Linked DNA regions of Homo sapiens: all the other regions are linked to region 3. Evidence: chromatin loops called from intact Hi-C (ENCODE). Cell type or tissue: B cell. All regions are shown on one strand. Each heading gives the region's core, and the rest is flanking DNA. Links, peaks and the distances in the headings are about the cores only. Region 1 overlaps MEF2C-AS1 (MEF2C antisense RNA 1). Region 2 overlaps MEF2C-AS1 (MEF2C antisense RNA 1). Region 3 overlaps MEF2C-AS1 (MEF2C antisense RNA 1). Region 4 overlaps MEF2C (myocyte enhancer factor 2C).

Region 1 (5,410 bases), core at 108-5,107, 71 kb after region 3:
GGAAATAAAAATATTTTAAAAACCAAAATTATCATGATCTGCTTATTTTCTCCATATATCTAATTTATAAATTATATGTTTATAAATTTGCATTTTGTAGTTCTCATGATAAACCTATAAGATAAATATTATTATTTCTATTTTAATGTTGGAAAACTGATACTTAGATATTTAAGTGACTTGAACATCTTACAGGTTGTAAATAACAAAATTGAGATTGATTTTATTATTTTATTTTTTTCAAAAGTGAATGACCTCAACCCCTCTTGCTTAACAATTTGTGGTATAGTGTAAAACATATGGACTATGGACAGAAAAGTTTGAAGTTGGATCAGTAAGAATTGAACATTGAGTAAAAGTTTTAAAATACCTTTAATTGTTCAAAGACCAAAGATGGATTTTTGAAAAACAACATCAACTTAATACAATGTACATTTACTGTTACATGTAGAAGGACATGTGGATTATCACTGATAAACTAATATTCTGCTAATTTCTTTTTTGTTCAATTTTTTTTACAACTGTCTGTCCCTGATAGCTTTTGTTAAAACTATGTGGCAATCCTAGTTGATCTGAACTGAAATAGAAAAGGTTCATGAGAAAATAAAAAGCTAGACCAACTAAAACACAGACTGAAATGAAAACAAGATCTTTTAGGAGAACGGTCAAAAAACAATGAATTGGTCCAAAATGTAGATAAAGGAAAGTTCATTTAAAAAAACTGATCAATAATGCAAAAGTTAGATGAAAACAATTAAAATGTATTACTCTCATGGTAGTAAATATGAATTAAATATAAAAATTTGGGGACCATTATAGTGAAAGTTTGTTTCTTATTTAAACACTTTAAATTAATCCAGTATTATTATTAATTTTAGCAATATAGGATTTGTTTTCTGCTCCAACCCAATCTGGAAGTATCTTTTTCTGCAAAAATAGAGGTGTTACAAACACTCCTTATCAATACAATTTAGACAGAACCCAGAGATGGTTTAGCAAGTTTCAGGGAGTCCATCTACAGCTACAGAGGGAAAACATAATTTCCCACCATAAAAAGTAGCAGCGAGCATAGTGCAGGGTGTTTTAGATAGAAGGAAAAAACCTCCTGGCAATATAATTGATAAAAATTATGCACTTAAAGTAACTTTTGAACAGTTGCAAAAGCAAATACTGAATATCTTTTGTAAAGAGCATATGTGATCTGAAACCAAGAAGACAAATCCCAGCTACTGCTGCCCTGGGAGAAGAGCTGTATGAGGCACACAGAAGAGAATGAACATCACCCACATGCCTTTCATATATTTATAACTTCCCATTTCATGGTCAAAACCAAAAACATCTTGACAGTAGCTACTGGAGTGGGTAACTTGACTTGGTGGGTTTCCCCGAGTCTGAAACTTTATGTCAATAGTTTGATGGCAGAGATACATGGTAGTGTCTCCTTTATAACCAAAGGGACTTGTTAAATAGATGCAATAAAAGCTTACAGAAATACATAAGGCATTATTAAGTCATGCATTTCTTATACGTAAAAACTTCTGATCTTATTGTTTATTTTAGAAACTTCATGCAAATGGGAAGAAATTGGGCTGAATGCATTCACATAGTATAAGATACTATTTAAAGAGAGAGGATAGGCAAACATGAAACTGAAATTTTCATAACAAAGAAAAAGATAAAAGAAAATAGTTACCCTTTGTTTAGTCTCTGTTAGAGAACAAATACTCATAATTAAACTGTAACTGGAATCAAAATGTAGTTTGGGATAAACAACCTAACTGGCCTCCAAGATAAATTACAGTACTCATTTCTCTATTGTTGGTTTGTTTTCTCCAGTTTCACCAGGAAGCAGGACTGTGGGGATTCTGTACTTGTATGTCACCACTAAGCAGCTTCTTTCATGCCAACAAGCTTAGTAACTTGTTTGAGTCTGGCCACTTGCACACCATCTGGAACTACTTCACATTCTTATTACAAAAAAGAGAAAGAGAAAAAAAGAATGCATGATGCTGCTGTGTTGCCTTTCATTTGTAGAGTTTGCTGGGCATCTTCCTGACTCAGGTGTTCATTCCTCCTGGAGTCACCCAACCAACCATAATATAGCTGACATTAGGTTCAACCACAGAATTAGTCCCTAGAAATATGTGAGTTCTGAATCTTGTGACATTCCTCTAGATTTCCAAGAAAAAAAATGTAGTTTTATTTTTAAACATTTAATTTTCAGTCTTTTGTGGGTTTCAATTTGTATTCCTCAATTTGCTGTAATTCTTCTGAAGATATAACCAATTTGTGAGGAAATCTGACCAAGGAAGTTTGTTCTAAAGGAGAAACAGCTTACATGGTATGTGTTTTGGCTTATAGTTTGCCATGGGTTGGGATGGAGTGTAGGTAGGGTGGGGGTGAGATAGGGAGAGGGTGAACAATGTGTCCATAGAGAGCTGAAGCTCTATTTTAATCAGGGATACCCCTTTCACCAAAATGTTTGTCGGTGCTCTACTAGTTATTCGTTTCTTAGGATAAACTAAAATGAAGAAACTAATAAAAAAGGTTCTTAGGTTAAAGCTTCATCTGTTTAAAATTTGTGGAAAACATATCTATTCATGACTTTATAAAATGCAAAAGTTTTAATACACACTTAATATTTTGATCTATAACTAACATTGAATAGTTTAATACAGAAAAAGAAAACTTTTGATTATATAGTGCTTATAGTGTAAAGAAACCTCCAAGTACTCTCTTTGAAAATTATTAACCTTAACTCTCCTGCCAGATTTTATGATTGTTTCATTTTCATACCGTTGCAAAGAAAAGAAGAGACCTTCTTTCTTGTTGACCTCCCTAGAGTAGGGGGTCAGTAATTAAGGCACACGTGCCAAACAGGACCCAAGGACTTATTTTCATTGGCATTCATGCTAGTAGACTCCTCTTGAGAGAATAATCACCAGCTGCATTTTGCAACATGTGAGAATGTGTGGGTGGAATAACCACTTCCCCACTTATCTTTTGCTAGTCTCAATATCACTATGCCCCACCTGGCTCACGAGAAGAACAGGTGCTACAAGCTAGGCTCACCACTTGTTTAAAGGATGTTAACCCCCAGCTGGGCCCACAGCCCGGTACTTGGTCCATTATCAGAATATGGGAGGTGTTGTAAAGTGAGAAAAATAAAACCAGTATTTATTGAGCAGTTTATACCTGTGAGACAGTCTTTATAATCTTCAGAGAAGTTAAAGAACTTTTCCAGGATGACAGAGTCACAACAAGTTTGGGTGATTTGAACCTATAGCTTCTAATTCCAAAGTCTATTATAATTTCACTATATATATTTCCATGTCTTCCTAGAAGAAAACAGCTATTATTTTTCAGAAGAAATATCTTAAACTGTTATCCTCAGAAAGCAGTGTTCCAAAGGCTGATAATTTGTCATAAAAGAAGTGTGTTGTGATAAACTGTTTGGAGATCTGTGAGTTAAAATTCAATCTCTCCCCACATAGACTTCTTGGAGCCTTTAGTATGTAAAAATGCATTGAGAATCTTTGAGAGAGATCAGGATGGCTAACTTATTTTCATGTGATGCATCTGTTAATACCTCCTTGAATCTGTATGCTACTGAATGGCATGGGAACTGCTTTGAAATGTCTAGGAAGTCCATTCCACTTATCATGGGTGAAAAATGACTTTGTGCATTTGGATAATAATTATAAATGATATTAAAATAATCATTTGTGATATGAAAAAATAGAATAGAGAAAGATTATTTATCTATGCACTACAAAACTTATTAGTTGAGTTTGAGGTGACCTATTTATTTGATATTTGAATGTGACATCTTTATTTTCTCAACAAAATTTTAATTGGCAATGTGTTCTCATGGCAACAAAACTTATCACAATTCCAAACAAAGAATGAATGTGTAAGGACTAAAGAAAGCTTTTTGTGAATACTGTTCTACTTGCAGGAAACTGTTAATTTATTATTAAAAGACAATTTTTAGTGCCTACAATAAGCCATCCATGGTAGTAGATGTAGAGAAGAACTTAACATGGCCTTTGAGGGCCTCATTGCCTAAATGGAGAAACAAGTTTACTACAACAAATAAAACAAGCTCCTTTTGAGAGAAAGTATCAGCCTATGTTCCCAAACTAGCCCATATCAGCTGCCTATATTACATAGCCAATTCAATGGTAACATTATTCTTGTGGCCTGCTGAGGATTCAGTAGAAGTCAAAATTTGTCATGAGTTTTCTGTGTTTGAGGCAAAAAATATTCCTCGCTCCCAGTGTTCTTGGTCATTAATGATCTTTGTAAAAATTTTGATCAGCCAGCTATTGGTTTGTAGGCTTTTTGTACCCCACCCTGAAAGGTATAGGTGCTCCTTCATCTATCCCTGGGACCTGGGTGTGGATGAGGAGCCCAGCCTGTTGTACCTGATAGCTGGCTGCAGACTGTCCTCAGAGATCTTTGCTTAGGAACACTGGATCCCACTTCTGTTTTCTTATATTCTACTCTTCCCTCTGCTCCCTCATGAATTTGATTTTGTGGATACCCAGTGCCTTATTTGGTAATAATACCAAATACCCCTAATTTTTCTACTGTATTCTTTCTTACATGTCATTGCATGCTTTGTTTATGGCAGGGTAACCTGTACCAACACCCAGCTTATAGACACAAACCTATACACAGAGAACTAGGGAGGACTGAAAAAACCCTTAAGAAGAAAACCTTAACTCTGTCTGGAAGGTCAAGAAAATATCAATGAGACCGTTTAAGCAGTCTTGGGAAATGAATGAGAATTGTGATAGGTAACACTGAGGGTGGTAGTTGGAAAGAAGACATTCTAGACTGAATGAACACCTTATGTAAAAACACACAGTGAGAGTGGTGAACAGCAAAACTGTTATATGACTAGAACATAGAATGTTAAGGTAGGATGTGGTTGAACATGCCAAAAAGTGTGCATAAACACATGGACATTAAATATCAAAAAGATTTTATATAGAAGTAACAAATCATATATAAATCTTAGTAATTTTACTCTGGCATTGACTTAGAGGGTACAAATTGAAGGTAGGTATGCCCTTATTTGAGAAATTATGTGAGTCTGAACTTAACAGTTGAACCAAGATTGTACTACAAACATTATGATGTAAACATTAGAAAACAGGATTTTTTTTTGCTTTGATCAAAATTGTATATTCAGCACCCAGAAGAGTACTTGGCACATAAATTGAATGACTGGATAGCCAGGAGAGTACTCATTATTTAGCTGGCCATCCATCCATCCATCCATCCACCCACCCATCTATTCATTTATATGTCCATTTGTTCGTCAATCTCTCAAACACTAAACACCTGCATTGTGCATATCCTAGGCCTTGAAAGAATGCATAAAGTAGGGATAAAATATGGA
Region 2 (5,410 bases), core at 311-5,310, 120 kb after region 3:
TCTCTCCAGTAAAGTTTGTCAGAAACGAAGTTAAAATTTTGAGCTCCACTTGTCAGTCCTCAATCAGTTACAAACTCGGAAGTAAGGGGACAAAAATGGGTGCCATTTACAGGACCCCTAAATCACTTACATTATTTAAATACTCAATTTGTTGGCACTAGAAAAGTCAACTTTTTAAAGAACTATAAATAGTTTTTAGGCAACCTTAAGCATAAAATTCAATAAATGATCTGGGCTTAGGAAAAGGATGTAAAAATAACTATACTTATTTAGAAATTTAGTGTAAATATCATTAATATATAAGTACTACAGATACAAATATAGAGAACAGGAAATGTCAGTTTTTTCAATGTCCTTTTTAATGCTATTATCAAATTTTTCAAGAATGGATGCATTAAACATATCATGCATAATTAATCAAATTTTTGAAAACTCATTGCTGGAGAAACACACCAAATTTTAAGTTGTTTTACCATAATTCATTTTAGTTTTTGATTATTGTTGTTTAAGTGTTTCACTATAATCATTAAGCTCTTGTAAATTATTTTCATTCCACCAGCTAAAAAATTGTGTGTATATTTGTGTGTGCATGTAAAATGTGTGTGCATACACACATACACATGAAAGCACACATATAAATATGAATATGAACTATAATTTGCAATTAAATTATGTAAGGGTTATTTGCTGGTGAGATCTTTCTCTGGACAAGCATGCTCTCTAACCTCTATATTAGTTAAATAGGGATTCCTTGGGTGGCTTTTAAGTTTAACTTCACACTGACTGGAAGCAGAACTATAAGCAAAGTAATCATCCCCACTTAACAAACATTTCCTTCCTCATCCCCCCAAAACTACTGTTCCTCTTAGCCCTTAAGAACAAATTTTTAGTGTTTCCTTATATGCATTTATTCAAAAAAAATTTATCTATACAAATACCCATATGTATACAGTATGTTTTGTTGTTGCACTCTCTGGCTTGCATATGCACACACACATATACACCCAGGGTTATATTGCTCCTCTTTCTTTGGTAAGTGCATTTAAAAGCACAAACAACTATAAGGGATCTAATCCATTAAGTGCCAATCATTTTCATATAATGCTTTTTTTTGGCAAATAAGGTTTTATGTATAAAAGTAAAAAATAATCCTTAGTCTATGGCTCCTTGTTTAACTAAAGTTTTGAATTTCAAATAGGTTAAAATTAAAGTATGTTTTCTGGGTCTCTTCTCTATCTTTTCCCTGGGTGATCTACCACCTCACCAACTATGTACACACTGAGCTGTTACATATATGTATCTTCAAAACTATATATCTTTCTGCCTGCTGGAAATCTTCAACATGTCTAAAGTTGAATATCCAAAATCAACATTCCCCAAAGTGAATACCAGAGTTTTTCTGTCATACACACTCACTTTCTTATGTTCTCTATCTCAGAAAGGACACCTTCACCCAAACCAGAAATCTTGCTTTCATCCCAGTTACCTTCCTCTCTCTACTTAATTCCTTCTCCCATATCCTATTAGTCATCAAACTTTAATCCCCCTAAACATATTCTTTCTCCTTATAGACCATCAGTTCTCACTAGATTTTGACAGTGGTTTCCTGATTTATCTCATCTGCTCTTCCCACAGACCCTACCAATCCACCCTCCATATAGTGTGAAAATCATCTTTTAACAGGCAAATCTGATCATGTTAACTCTCAAAGGGCTATGGGGACCATCCCATTACTGATGTCACTGCAACATGTAGTGATTAGATAATTTAGTGACTTAGGGATGTGAAGCTTCTCCCCTTCCTATCTAGTACTGTAGATCATACCATATGTGAAGTTCTAACACAAAACAGGAGTGAAATTATCAGGATAGAAGGCATTCCTACAATGTGTGTTTTGGTTTAAGGATGAAAACTAGATGCTGCCTTTTCTATTTAGTGGAAGGAAACAGTTGAGGCTTTCTTGAGTCAGCAGTTGTGCAATATTATCCTGATAATTTTAGGCCCTGGTTTCTACAACTTTATATAAAGCTGTAGTTTGCAAATCATCACTTCACCAATAAACTGCCAATTTATGTAGCTTCACATTGCCTAGTAACTTCAACATAATTCCTGGAAGAAGGAGGACTGGGGCCTCTTTTACCTAACATGCTCTGTTTTCATTGAAGAGCTGAGCATGTAGAAGGTAAATGTGCTGAGGGACAGTCCTCCAAAACCCGGTTTTCTAACGTGAAGCTGTTATCAGCAACAGAACCAAGCAGAGGAAGCATGTTTACAAGATCACAGCAACATCCCAGTCCCCAGTCAGGCCTTTGTGGTTTCAAAAAGCTGCAAATTCTGTCAACAGCAAAGTCTGCATATCCTGTTCCTGTTTTACCATGGCCTTCTAGTTTATTTCCCAACTCCAGCATCCATCAATGTTTTATTCCAGTGACTATCAAAAGTGAAAGTCAAATGTTCTGTACTTTACTCTCTGACATGTGAATTTCAATCCAACTACTTCTAATTCCTTAGACACACTTCAGTCTTGACTGCTCCTTTGCTCTCACCCTTTCCCCTGATCTTGTGAATTCATTTTTCTATGCCATCAAACACTTTTCAATTAATATGCCTTTATAGGAACTTCGTTCTATGTCTTGATTTAATCATTTTCTTCACAACTCTTCACTAAACTTATAGGAAAAGAGGACTAGACAGTGCACCTTTTTTCTTCTTATTGACAATTCTATACTCTTCCCTCCATTTCTGAGTCTCTTATGTTCCTCATTTGCCTTATGGTTTCACTTGCCACCTATGCCCCAGAGACCCAATAGCCAGATATGTGTAATGTTATGAATCACCCTCTAGATTCCCATGAATGACATACTTCCTGATTTGGATCTGTAAATACATCTATGCCTATATATGCTCTATATTTCTAAAATAAATTAAGTTTATAATATAAACATGATTGTTTTTACAAAAATTGATGTGTGTAACCTTTATCTCCTTTGTTATTATTTTACCTCATCTCCAGGTATGAGCTTGTTGCTGACATTCACTTCCAACCTCTAATACCACAGTTTGCTCTGTACCTAACATTTACCTTCTCCTTGGAGTAAGAGTGAAATTTTAGCTAGTGGTCATTTGGGAGTGGGATAAGGCAAATGCGATGAATGGGACAGAGCCTAAGAATTAAATCTCAGAGATGGGGTGGAGATCAAAGACATAATGAGTGTCAGAATTAGTTCAAGCCTTAAGAAATTGTTGAAGGTTAATAATGGAGTTAACTTCAAGGAAGAACTGAAGCTCAGTGATGAGGTAAATATCTGAAATGTTGAACATATTACTCAATACAAGAACTATGAAAGTTTATTTATTTTTGCTTTTTATCTAACTATGAAATGCTTATACCCGAACATGGTTTCTTTAGTCCTTTCTACTTTAAGTACCTCACCATTACATTTCTGTAATGCCACTATTTCAATCTCCCTGGTCTTTTTTTTTTTTAAAAAAAGAAAAGTCTAATTTTTATACAAAGGAATTGCATATGCCTAATGCATGTTTGATGAGTTGGGACATATTTATGTACCTGTGATACTATCACTGCAATCAAGATAATAAACATATTCAACACTTCCAAGTTTCCTTATGCATCCCACTCCTTTTGTTGTAAGAACATTTAATATGAAATCCACCTTTGTAACAAATTTTTAAGTGTATCATATCCTGTTGTTAACTATAGGCACTACGTTGTACAGCAGACCTATAGAACATATTTGCCTTTCATAACTGAAATTTTATAACCATTGACCAACAATTCCCCATTTCTGTTCCTCCAAGTCCCTTAGAAACCACTATTCTGTTCTCCATGTGTTGGACTATTTTAGATATCTCATATAAGTAGAATAGTAGAGTATTTGTGTTTATGACACTGACTTATTTTAATTAGCTTAGTATCTTCCAGGTTTATCCATGTTGTTGCAAATGTTAAGATTTCCTTTTGTTTTTGTAAGGCCAAACAATATTCCATTGAATATATATTCCACATTTTACTTTATGCATTCATTTGTTTATAGACATGAGAGTTGTTTCCATATCTTGGTTTTATGAAAAATGCTGCACTAAACATGGAATTACAGTATCTCTTTGAGATCCTGATTTCATTTTTTTGGATATGTATGCAGAAGTGGGATTGTTGGATTATAAAGTCTCTCTATTTTTAGTTTTTTGAGGAATTTTCATGCTATTTTCCATAATGGTTTTACCACTTTACATTTTCACCAAGAATGCAACATTATATTGAGGTCATGAACATGTGTGTATATACAAATGCATGAATAAATGAATATCTTTTCTGCCCCCTGATTACCATTTCTTTGTGGACCAGAGATATTTTATAAATACCACAAAAAGTTGTCCTATTCCCAGTTAGTTGATGCCCTTGTATTGGAACTTCCAGTTCCAGTATTACAATTGTAGACTATGGGAGTCAGTCAGCACTATGGTGGAGGTTTTTTGGTTCTAGCCCCACCACTTACTTCTTGGTCATGTTTCTGAGCTAGACACTGGGGTCAAACTTCAACTGTAGACAGTGAGTGCTGACTTGGGAGTGATGTTGTCTCTACTTCAGAAGTTTGAGGGTTATGGATTTATCTGAAGCCTACACAGTGGCCAGGATAAGAAATGTGCAGTTTCTAGGCTGAAGTTTTATCACAAGCTTTTTTGTAATTTTCAAGGCTGTTGGGACTGGAATTGGTAAATTTCTTTTATTTTCCTTTTAATCAATCTATTATTTAAATACATGTGGCTATATTAACTATATTAATTGAAATTTTTCTCAAAAGTTTGGTGAAAAAAATTATAATTCTTAATATTTTTTGCTTCAGTAGGAATACATACATAGATTTTAAGAAAAAAGGATATAGAAAAATCAAGAAAACCAAAACTTGACGTATTTTATATGTATATAACATCTATTCTATACTTTAAATCTTTTCAAGAATAGGCATTGTGTTTTATATGTATTTAATTTAAACACTCATAAAATTCTGAAATTAGCTATGATACTGATTTATATTCTAACACTGGAAATAAAACAAGATTATTTTTCTTTCTTTCACAAAGAGCAAAGGGTTTCAGAATCAAGTTTGTCTTCAAGCAGCAGCAAACGCTTGCTGACAAGATATTTTGGAACAACTTGCTATTAGGAAGGAAGTATGAGTGGGAGGATGAGAAATAGCTCATGCCCATATGACACATACAAGTTGTGAATGTGTTAGAAGTCCATGATGTAAAACATAAAAGGGTATAACAATTTATCTCAGTGACAGAAAGGACCTTATTCTAATCTTTTGTTTTTACAGCTCTATCCTGAATTAGATTTTTTTATCTCTTTACTTTGCTCTCATTTATTTCAATCAGGTCATAAGAT
Region 3 (5,410 bases), core at 169-5,168:
ACAAGGAATGAACTAGACTCACTCTCAGTAACGGGGTCAGGAGCAAAGGGTAAATGAAGGTAAAGTTTGAGGTGAGCGAGCTCCCCGGGGTGTGAGGGAGGTTCTAAAATATCAAGTTCAAAGGATCAGGCAGAGCAAGAATTAGACTCAAAGAAAAATGCTGGCTAGACAGATTAAAGAGGTTGAGGAGGCAGAACCTAGAAAGGCTACCCTGAAGAAACAATATTTCTTTGTATGGGATGATAGAGGTAAAGCCCAAGAACCATTAGAGTGAAAAACCGAAAGAAGAAAATCATTTTAAAAAAGATAGCTTTCCCTGCCTTAATCCCATCAGTGGTTAAACAATGAAAATAAAGAGAAAATGCAGCCCTACTCTAAAACTTCACCTCCTCCGCTTTCCCAACCAACAGCCCACTCTTTGAGAAAACAGAGTGTTCATCAAATAGAAAAACATCTTGATGATTGCCAGATAGAAAAACAAATATTTAGGGATTGAATTTGAGATTTTTCTTTATATTTCACTCAACATCTTGAGACCTTCTTTGTCCATATCAAAAGTAAGTTTCTAAGTCCAATTATTAAGTAGATCTAAAAATCTCTCTTCTGTTGAGATGTATACAGTTAGTAAAGATTCCCAGGAAGTTTGTACTGAGACTTTGGCGCGCACGCCAGCATGCGCGCGCGCGCACACACACACACACACACACACACACACACACACGAGGGTATAAGGGTGCAGGAGTAAATGGTGAGCCCTTCTAGGAGATTAGTGTGTGGCTGGGACCCTTTTTAACATCTTTTACTTTGGGCCCATTCTTTCAACTCATTTTTACCACCATGTATCAAGTTTGTGCCTGAGTCACTCCAAGCTTGCCCATCTGTGGGGGCAGCAGATTGTTCCAGGTGAGTTGAAGATACAAGGAATAAGTGTATGCATAAATAATGTGCAAAGGAAGCTGCTAAAACCCTGTTTCTAGAATTTTCTACTTCTATTTTTGTGTCTTTTTTGCCCCTACACACAATTAGTAGTGGTGTTTCGAACTCATCCAAAATTTGATTTTGCATGTTTTCTTGTTTACTTTTTAGTCCTTTACTGAAAGGTTTCTAAGTAGCTAGGTGTTTTTTCTAGTCTGCCATATTCCAGAGTTTTCACACCAGTAAGTCTGCTTACAGACCTTTTTGCTGTGCTGTTGTTGTTGTTTTCTTTTCCCCAACAAATTTATGACATTAGGTCACACTTTATTCGAGAAGCTTTATTTTCCATCTGCTCTCCGTTTTTGCTCTATTATTAGGCTATGCTTCTGGTATTCTGATCCCCCTTCATTTTCAGAACTCTTGTTGACGTCAGTGGGGAACCTAGGCAGAGGAGAGTGTAATGCTGAGCTTGGCTTCACAGTCCATTTTGGGAAAAGCGTCTGACCTCCTTGAGATGGAACTTCCGTTGGGTGGACCCCTGCTCATTTTCTACAGACAGTGGAGCCTATGCATAGTATTTAATGCAACCACCAGTACAGGATGATATACTTGCTCTACCACCCAAATATATTGACTTTCTGTTAAAAGGCTTTTAACATAAATTTTAAGAGATTAACAAAATACATCATAGGCTATTGCTGAGAATGCAGGGTTTTTAACTACGTTTCTCCTACATTGATTTTAGTTCATATATTTTAACCACCGCCTTATTTTACTGTACCTTTTAATTTGTTATTCATTTGTTTGAAACCAGAACTCTGCCAAGGCACTCTGGACCCACAGGAACTGAAATAGTTTGCCTTCATTATCTGGTAGACCTGCTCGAGTCTGTAGCCCCTGACAGAAACCACAAGACTGTACAAACTGGCAACTGTGGGTTTGTCTGTTCTCTATTGATTCTATTTCTGGAAAAAAACATGAACCAATGGGTGAGCCATGTGACTGTACAACTGACCCAAAGCTACCATCAGAAGTGGGATGGAGACCTTTATAGACAGGTCATGATGGGATCTCAACACTTTCCTGTCTGCTTCTTAAGAATGGCTTTCAGTAGCTTTGACTTGAAACTTAACTCCTTGTGTTCTGAAGTATGAAACTGGAGGAGAATCTTCATATTCTATAGCTTGTTATTTAATTTGGGAGACCATAAGTCAAAATGTTCCAAACATCTAATAAAATGTATAATAAAGACCAGATATAAGTTAACTTACAAAATAGCTTACTTCTTTCCTCCATGTGAATTGCAAAGCAACTCCATCAGAAGACTTGAACACACACACACACACACACACACACACACACACACACGTACTTTTCAGACTATGAAACTGCAACTGCTGTAGTGTTTCCTTTTCTTGAGCTTTGGTATTTGCGCTCAGTACTGATCCTTAAGTAAATAGAATGTAGGACTTCTATGTAATCAGGCCAAATGTAAGAGTTCTGGTCTTGGCTCCAATATGCTATGTGTCTTTGGTCTTCTCTCTTCTTCTCCATTAAATGTCAAATGACTAAACGATCCCCAATGTCTGTTCTAATTCTAAGAATCAAAGTGATTAAGAGTCTTTGATAGCACCAGAGAGATCTAGGTAGTAGAGAACACAGGTATGAGAGAACACATCCTATTAAACACACACGTGCATGGGTGCATGCACACACACACACACACACACACACACACACACACTCAACAGAAAAACCAAAATAGCTCCCCTCTCTTCCTCCCCCAATAATGACAATGCAGCCATCTGTTGGACGTTCCATTTTACTTAGCAGCTGTTCTCAGATACAGAAATCTGCATTCCTCCGGCTTGTGCTGGTATGCAGGCAGCATGTGTGGGTACTAGCATTTGACTCTCCCACCCAAAGGAATGGCTTTCATTGAATAAAAGTGATTGCAGAGGTTTCTTATTTCCCCATCACACAAATGCCTTTTTTTTTTCTGATAATAGGCATTTGAAGCCATCTCTGCTACTCTGTGTATTAAAATATACCCTGTTAGAGATATTCATATCAAGCAATCATCTAAAATTGAAGAGGACAACCAGGAAAGGCTTCAGTGAAACTCTTGCCTTGCCAGAAACTTCTACTTTGAAGGAAAGTGGGAGAGGTTGGAATATAAAGTTCCATTCTACTTTTATTTTGTCCACACCCCCAGCATTGCACTTAAGCACTGAGGAATAAGTATTGTTCAAAAAGAAACTAGGAGGCTTTCAAATGTAGCATTAATCTTAACACCAAACTAAATGAAAATATATAAGAGAAATATCCAAAGGGGATATGGAAGTAAAATCTTTTAAATATTCCATGTTCCTGCTGCTCCCAGACCGAACCTCTTCTACAGGCTGAAATTTTGTCTTCTGTGTGGTATATTATATAAAGTGGTATATCATTTAAAAAAAGAAGCAATTGAGTTGGGGGTTGGGAGGAGCTGCAGTTATAAACAACAACAAGAAAGTGTCCTACAGGCTCTGTAGACGAGAACCTTGGGTATAAAATTGGATCTGCTTTTGAGTACATAATTTAGGACATTTGTTACAAGATTACTGTGGTTTTCTATAAATGTTAGTTTGCTGTATTATTTTCCATGAACTAGTTTTCCAAAATGCAGAATATTTTGCCCCCAAAACATGGAAGCACTAAAGCTCGATGAGGCACTGATTCATGGGGTGTCACCCAGAAACAGCTGGTCAGCCATCTGCAGCCCCAGAGTCCTCTTATTTTTACTTTATTCAGCTAATTCTTTATGTAGAGGGGGAAGAAGATGCATAAATCCTGGGAGAAGAGCATGGCTCGTTTAAGAAAATGATGACTAACGCCTGCCCGAGACTGATATCTGGTGGCCTGATGCGCTGATTTGGAGGGGTCCGTTTCCTATGTGCATTAGGCTTTCAACTCTCTACTACGTGTGCATTATTTTCTGTGTATCCTGTTCTTTTGGAAAAGGAAAGAAATGATGATATGCCATTGATTGTTGCATGGGAATGGTTCCAGATTAGAGCACCCTTGAGAACCATAACCGGTCTTTTCAAAGCAAGCAGAAGAGCCTGTAGTATCAAGGACGAGCCTGGAAGTTAGACCTGTATGTTTGTCCATGGGTCCCTCATGTGCTTCTAAATTAGACCTTGTAACTGCCATGGATTCTGCGGTCAGAAAATGTTGGAGGTAAAGGCAGTATTTGACACAAACTAAAAGATATAGCATGATTCATAGCCAAAATCATGTTAAATAAAAAATACTCAGTAAATTTTTAGGCAATGCTGTTTTATTTTGAATTTGACATTAACTGTAGTAAAGTTGTGGATAATTCTATTAGAGTAGTCTTTTGTTTCCCTGAATGAGAAGGGGCCTTGTTGACAGGAGATAGATTGTTATGTTATCCCTTCCTTGTGCTACCTAAGGCGGTTCATTCAAATGACAGAGCCAGATGACTACGTAGGAAGGAAAACCTTCTTCCAATCATAGGAAGGAGGCTTTTAGGTGCACAGGTGTATGCCGCTTACAGGTAGGCATAATTATAGTTTAATCAAATCCTTGTGTGTCTCCGGAGACCACTTTTGGCATACCTTTTAATATTTTTCTTGAATCATCAAAATCTTTTACCCATTCCCCCCATATGTATTGGTATGTGCACACACACACACACACAATTCTTTCTTATTTTATTTCTTTGTCTTGGCTTGTGATCACTAAGGTTTTCAGTTTCTTTCATGACTTACATAGCCACACTAGAAGGTGAATCATTTTATTTTTACAGTTAAAAGGTAGCAAGATAAACTTTCATTGCTACATTTAACCTGTGTGGCATTATTAAACTTGGGACATAATTACTGATCTACTATAATTTTTCTGGTTGTATAATCCTGAAAAGCACCCATGACAATTGACTAGAACAAAAGGTAAATGCACCTTTAATTGATAAGACAGACAATTTTTGTAAAAGAATTGGAAAACCATCTGTACTGTAAACTTTTGTGTCTCTTTTTCATTCCTGTTTACTCTGCTATTCAATCCAAATAAAGATTGTTTTCACCTCAGCAACACAAAAATCACATAGACGATCCTTCAGGCTGTCAGTCAGAGGAAAGATATACATATGCCCAAAGTATACACTTGTGCTTGTTCACAGTGTTATTTGGGGAAAATATGTTGCATGTTCTCCTGGCTCTCCTAGTTTTACATTTTGAATTAATGCAATTTATTCTAATTTATGACAACTGTTTGAAAGGCTTGCTCTCCATTTTTCCGTTTATAAAGAGGTTGTTTACTTAGAGGGGAAAAAGCAGTAGGAAAAGTGGATTGCCTTGCACATTCAGGTGGAAAAAGCGAGTGGGCTTCCTGTCTTGGAGTCAGTGATGTGCACGAGAGTTGGGATTGTAAGGACATCTCTTGTAACAACTTTTTCTGTCTCTTTGGAAATAGGAATGAAATTATGGAG
Region 4 (5,410 bases), core at 208-5,207, 440 kb before region 3:
AAAATACAAATAACCAAACAAGCAGCAAAACATCCTTGGAGAAAAGTCTCAGAAAGACAGAGAGAGTTCCTGATGAACCAAACTTAGGAGAGTTCCTCCATATCATCACCCCATATTTCACAACTTTGAATGAGACCATTTTTAAAAAGAGCAGAGCAAGGACTTAAAAAAAAATTTCTTAAAACATGCTGGAAAAAAATTTTGCCAAAGAGAATGTGTGTATGTATCTATGTATATATAAGTGGTTGATAAAAATGCCATTGAATATATTTTCTTTTTTGAAATATGCAAAGCAATGTAGAGAGAAGCAAGTTTAAATTTCAATAGAACTAAACTTTTGTTTTCTGTATAAATATTTCTTGAGGTATTGCCTTCAGAACATTTCTAAAATCCAAAATTTAGTATGAAGTACACGTGCAGAGTAATATGTGGTGATGATGACACTAAGTAACTGGTCATGAAGTAAAGTCTATCATGAAACGTGGTTTAGAACATTTGATTATGGGTCACCACATTTCAAGGCTGTCACTAAAAATTTAAAGAATTAGGAAGGTCAACAATAGCTCACGCATTGTTTTCTTAGCACAACATTTTCTCTAACCTAATTTTTATGCAAAAACTATATTAAAAGGTCAGTTTCAAGTATCAATTTGTAGGAGGCCTAGAGAGGCGAAGAAAGAGATTATTTAACTTTAGTAATCTGTAAAACTGTTTTGTGTGTATATGAAAAAGGAATATAACAGCTAGCCTACATGTAGTAAAATTTCAAGTTATGCTGAGAACTTTCATTACGTACAATCAACCATAAGCTTAAAATAATTCCAACAGCCTTGCCACTACTTTTTTTCCACAGGAAAGAAGCATTCTTAGAAAATGACAGAGCTACATATAAATAATCACTAATTTAAAAAAAAAAAGATGAAGAACTGCTCTACTATAGTTACACTCTATAGAATTACAGTCTTCTGCATTTTTTTTTTCTAAAGAAAAAATGCCAACCCAGATAAAAGAAAACTAAAATGAGGCTGCTTACTAAAAAGGGGAACTTCATTATGGCAGGCTTCTGCTCATTTTGAGTTTGGCATAAGCAGGCAGATGAAGGCAAAGTGGTTTGAGACCCAAGTCGAGAAGAATTTCTTCTGGACAGATGCTAAAGATCATTCTCCCACTGGGCTATCTCATTTACAAACAAGTTCCCTTGAGTGACACATACCTCCCCCCTCCATTTCCCTCCTCCCTCCCTCACTCTTTCTTGCCCTCTTCCTCCCTCCTTCCCTCCTACAAATCTCTCCCAGTAGCACAGAAGAATTTTGACAGAATGGCAGGAAACACGCACACAGACTGGTCAGGGAAGGATATGATGTCAGCAACCACGAACAATAAAAGGTGTAAAGGTGCTTCCTTCCCTAAACTGTTCCAGAAGTGTAAAATGGGAACCAAAACTCTCCACTTCCTTCTCTGAGCAGAACCGTCTGAGTGTGCTGTGCTGCACACCCCACACACAGAGGCCTTGGAGAGGTTCAGATAAGGGACAATGAGGACAATTCAGACCGGGAGCGTGATTTTTAATTTCCATCTTTAAAACACCTGAGAAAAATTCATGTCAGCTCTAGGTTAGTGTTTTATTATGATTGCTTTAAGAAATGAAAATAAGAAAACAAACACATTGACTTCATTGAAATAGCAGATATATCTCAGTTATTGTTTACCAGGCCTTACAAAAGTCATCGTACACAGTTAATGCAGTCATATAATTGGAATTTACCCTTTGAGGCAAATGAAAAATATGCAAGCAAAGAACCAAAATAGATACATTAAAACTTTTGGTTAAAAAAAAGAATTATGAAAACCGGCAAAAAAAAAATCAATGCATGCTGGTAAAATATGCTAATCATTTGTTTGCTCCCACATTAAAAAAAAAAAAAAGATATACTGAGGGGGAAAAGATTCTTATGGTTATTGAGTTTCTCGAGGTTCTTTAAAAAAATTCAAACTAGGAACCAAAGTGAATAACACAAACTCTGCATCTATAGTGAAACTATTTAATCTCCTCACTATTAGGTTCTTTCTAACATGGAAATGGCATTCTACATAAGGTTTCTGTAGGAAGAAAACCACATATCAAGCGTATCTGAGTCATCATCAGATTTCAATCATCTTCCCACAACACTTTGATTTAGAAGTTAAACATAACCTTCAGTTATGTGTTTTGATCTTAGAGTGAAACTGCCATGCCACATTAAAAGATGTGGGAAGAAATTAATTCTCTTCTGCTAAACTTATCTTTGCAAAGCATGTATTTTTCTGCAATAAGTACAATGCAGTCACTTAAATAAAAACAGCCTATGAATAATGGTAAAACATTGAAATATGTGATGTCAATTTTCAAAAAAAAATTCCGGTTTTCTTTGATTCATATTAGCAGATCTTTTTGATTGACTTACATTTTCACTAACACTAGTATCCTCAAATAATGTTTTGTAAAAACTCAAAGCTGAAAACTGAGCACACTCTATCACACAACACTAAATAATACTGTTAAATAAATACAAGCTGGATACATCGTAAGGGGCAAAAATGATCATAAGCCCAGTTGCTGCAAACCTAGTATTGCTAAATCAAATAATTAAATGATTCATTATCTTTTTAAGTGGAAAACTTTGCTCAATATGTTACATCTAGTTACATTTAGGTTTCTATTTTGTGATTTGTTTGATAAAATGTATGAAGCATGCAATTATATTTTGGTTAAAAGGAACAGGCAGAACTTTTACTTTTTTTCCATTAGGAGCTATTCTGAACTTCAAAAGGTATAACCAAATTACTACTCCTATTGATGCTCGACTGCGTGATGTCTTGAGTTGAGGAGGATTTCTTTGGCCTTGAAAGTTGCTCCATTTCTCTCTAAGCTTACCATGTATTTTATAAATATACCATTACCTTAGCTATGAGTGCATTCTGAGTTTATTTCCAAATCACATACCCAAGACTCACTCTTCTAAGGGTAATAAAAGAACAGCTATTCTTTTCCACTAGATAAATACCATCATGCCATATGCCAATTTATTTTCCTAATTTATTCCAATTTAGTATCAATATGAATTTCAAACCATCTTCAAGTCTCAGTAACATAGTACCACATATACAAATAATGTTGACCATCTTTTCCATTTCCTCACATCTGCCATGCTCCTTCCTGCCACTAGGCCTTTGTGTACTAGGCAATTCTTTCTGCCTGGATGTTCCTCCTTTCCTTTTGTACCTCCTTGACTTCTCCTCCCTTCTGTCTCAGCTTCAGTTTCACCTCCTCAGGAAGTACTCCACGCCCTCCTGATGACATCGAATTTCCCTCTCATAAGATCTAAGCACTGAGTCCTTCTCCTTTGCAGCACTCGCAGCAATTGAAACTGTATGTTTGCTTGTCTTCCTCAACATCTGTTTTATTTGTTTGTTTCACCGTTTTATCCACAATATATACCCTAGTGTCAAACATATAGAAAGAGCTAATGACTATTCGTTGACTGACAATCAGTTAAGATGTGTATCTCTCAACTGACGTATTTTCTTTTCTTCAGCTTCTACTTTTACTGACTACTACTAAAAATATTTTACTATTTTTGCTTACACAGAAGCAGATTGATAACCTCACTTAATACTTCGCCATATTTACATAGCATCTCCTATGTGGAATTAGAATAATTGATACTGAGAATTGGAAGTTAAATGGATTTTGGGGTCAGAAAAAACAGGGTTAGAATTCTAGCTTGGTACTTGGACGCTGTGTGACTCCAGACTGATTATTTAATCCCTTGGAACTGTTGTTTCCTTGCCCTACCCATAACTGGGAAAAAAATCTTCATTTGTAGGATGGTTATGATCATAACATGTGGTACTATATGTGAATCCTGGGTACACAGTAGTACTGGGAACATGGCCTGCTGCTCGTATGATTGCTTCCGTTTGAAGGCATAAAGTGAAAGTCCTATCATATAGTAATGCTATCAAGTGAATAGTGTAGTCCTTACATTTACCATGAAGATCTCACTTTCCAAAGCTAATGATTAGCAATTCTGACAGATAATGCCTCATTTATCCTGTAACAATAATCACCAAATGAAGAATAAATTTACAGTGTTAAAAAAATTAAGAAGTTTCTCTTACATATCAGCTACGGAAGAGCTTCAGGCTGCAAAAGTGGAAATAACTAGGGAAATACATCAATTTTCCCCATGACCACGGCTGCTGAAAACTCTACATTAATGCTTCTAGTCCTACTTTAATATCTTTCCCCAAGGACAAAAAGAGATGAAATGTATGTCAGAAATATAATAAGGCTAAAAAGGAACTCGTTTTCTTAACCCCTGCAATTAATTTAATAAGTGGGCCTAACCTGCCATTATCCCTGACATACATCATTTTATTTACACAGTTCCAGAATTTAGGAGACACATACCTTTATACAATTGTATTGCATTATAAACAATTTAATAACTGTGAGGGAAGCACAGTCTCCCTGTCATAGTTATCCATGGTCTATTTTGTCTTGGACACTTTTTTCACACTGCAGCTAAAATAGCATTCTCTATTCCCATGCCAAAATAAACTCCAAATGGTCTAAATATGTGAAGAACCTTGTGCTATCCAACCCTACCACAGCTTTTAGTCTTTCCACATCATATTAGGTAATTAATTCAGGGTTCTATCATGTCTTTGTTTTTCTAATTTTTCACAACAGTGCAGCCACCATGTTTTCTTTCAAAGGCCTCTGAGTGATGTGGTAGGGCTCACCACAAAGGTAAAGCCTGCACTGTCTTATGACAAAGCAAGAGCTACAATTTAACATCAGATTGTGTTCTGTTCCCCAGCTCTAACCTCTCAGTAAGCACATGCAGCTGGATTTTTGTTGCTGTTATTGAACAAAGCAAGTTAAGCACTATACAACATCAACCTCAGTCAAACAAAATAGTCTGTAAAGCAAGCTAGGCTAGAAGTTGGAGATGTTGCTATTATAGATTTTCATGCTATTATGATAAAAACATCTAAATTCCCAGGCATCTCATGACCCTGTTAGAAAAAAATTATGTTCGTTATATTCTTCATCTTTAATATATCATATTTCACGATTAAAATGGAAATACTCTAAAAATATTTTTCTCATATGCCTATAAGTGTTGAACACATATTTCAGTCTTACTGATACATTTGTGCATGTGTGCACATGTGTGCACAGCACATGGAAAAACACATTTTAGTCTGTCGAAATGTGTAAATAAAACAATAAGAGTACATTTTAAGACACCTGAGTTGTCTTGAGTATTATCACCAGTAAATAATCACAATATTATTAAGATCGTGGTGTGAATGCCTAAAAGGACGTTCTCAGTAAAAGCTTTATTTTACTCTGCATTCA

What was found. Hi-C counts contacts between places; a loop is a spot of excess contacts. Peaks named below come from ENCODE experiments on the same cell type or tissue, not always from the same donor. Only the 100,000 strongest peaks of a DNase experiment are listed, where the experiment ranks them.
Region 1: it touches region 3 in a loop (2.4-fold over the local background); 2 of 110 quality-filtered maps call a loop at or near these places.
Region 2: it touches region 3 in a loop (2.2-fold over the local background); 2 of 110 quality-filtered maps call a loop at or near these places.
Region 4: it touches region 3 in a loop (2.8-fold over the local background); 2 of 110 quality-filtered maps call a loop at or near these places.

Annotation. Positions count from the first base shown.
Region 1 is chr5:89,340,887-89,346,296 of GRCh38, forward strand. The region is part of intron 7 of MEF2C-AS1 (MEF2C antisense RNA 1); the gene reads left to right. Among named protein-coding and RNA genes, the nearest start is that of LINC02161, 240 kb to the right of the region's middle. RefSeq lists an enhancer at 1,955-2,004. In B cell, for the core only: no CTCF peak of the experiment used is centred there; DNase peaks (open chromatin) are centred at 1,365 and 3,005; H3K4me3 peaks cover 1,414 bases; H3K27ac peaks cover 3,818 bases.
Region 2 is chr5:89,394,486-89,399,895 of GRCh38, forward strand. All of the region lies in intron 8 of MEF2C-AS1 (MEF2C antisense RNA 1), which reads left to right. Among named protein-coding and RNA genes, the nearest start is that of LINC02161, 180 kb to the right of the region's middle. In B cell, for the core only: no CTCF peak of the experiment used is centred there; DNase peaks (open chromatin) are centred at 2,426, 2,546 and 2,786; H3K4me3 peaks cover 741 bases; H3K27ac peaks cover 4,501 bases.
Region 3 is chr5:89,269,756-89,275,165 of GRCh38, forward strand. All of the region lies in intron 7 of MEF2C-AS1 (MEF2C antisense RNA 1), which reads left to right. Among named protein-coding and RNA genes, the nearest start is that of LINC02161, 310 kb to the right of the region's middle. RefSeq lists enhancers at 1,985-2,124, 2,155-2,204. In B cell, for the core only: no CTCF peak of the experiment used is centred there; DNase peaks (open chromatin) are centred at 1,936 and 2,276; H3K4me3 peaks cover 1,732 bases; H3K27ac peaks cover 4,914 bases.
Region 4 is chr5:88,826,003-88,831,412 of GRCh38, forward strand. The region is part of intron 1 of MEF2C (myocyte enhancer factor 2C); the gene reads right to left. Among named protein-coding and RNA genes, the nearest start is that of MEF2C, 54 kb to the right of the region's middle. In B cell, for the core only: CTCF peaks have their summits at 3,202 and 3,406; DNase peaks (open chromatin) are centred at 1,269, 2,149, 3,289, 4,029 and 1 weaker place; H3K4me3 peaks cover 4,672 bases; H3K27ac peaks cover 5,000 bases.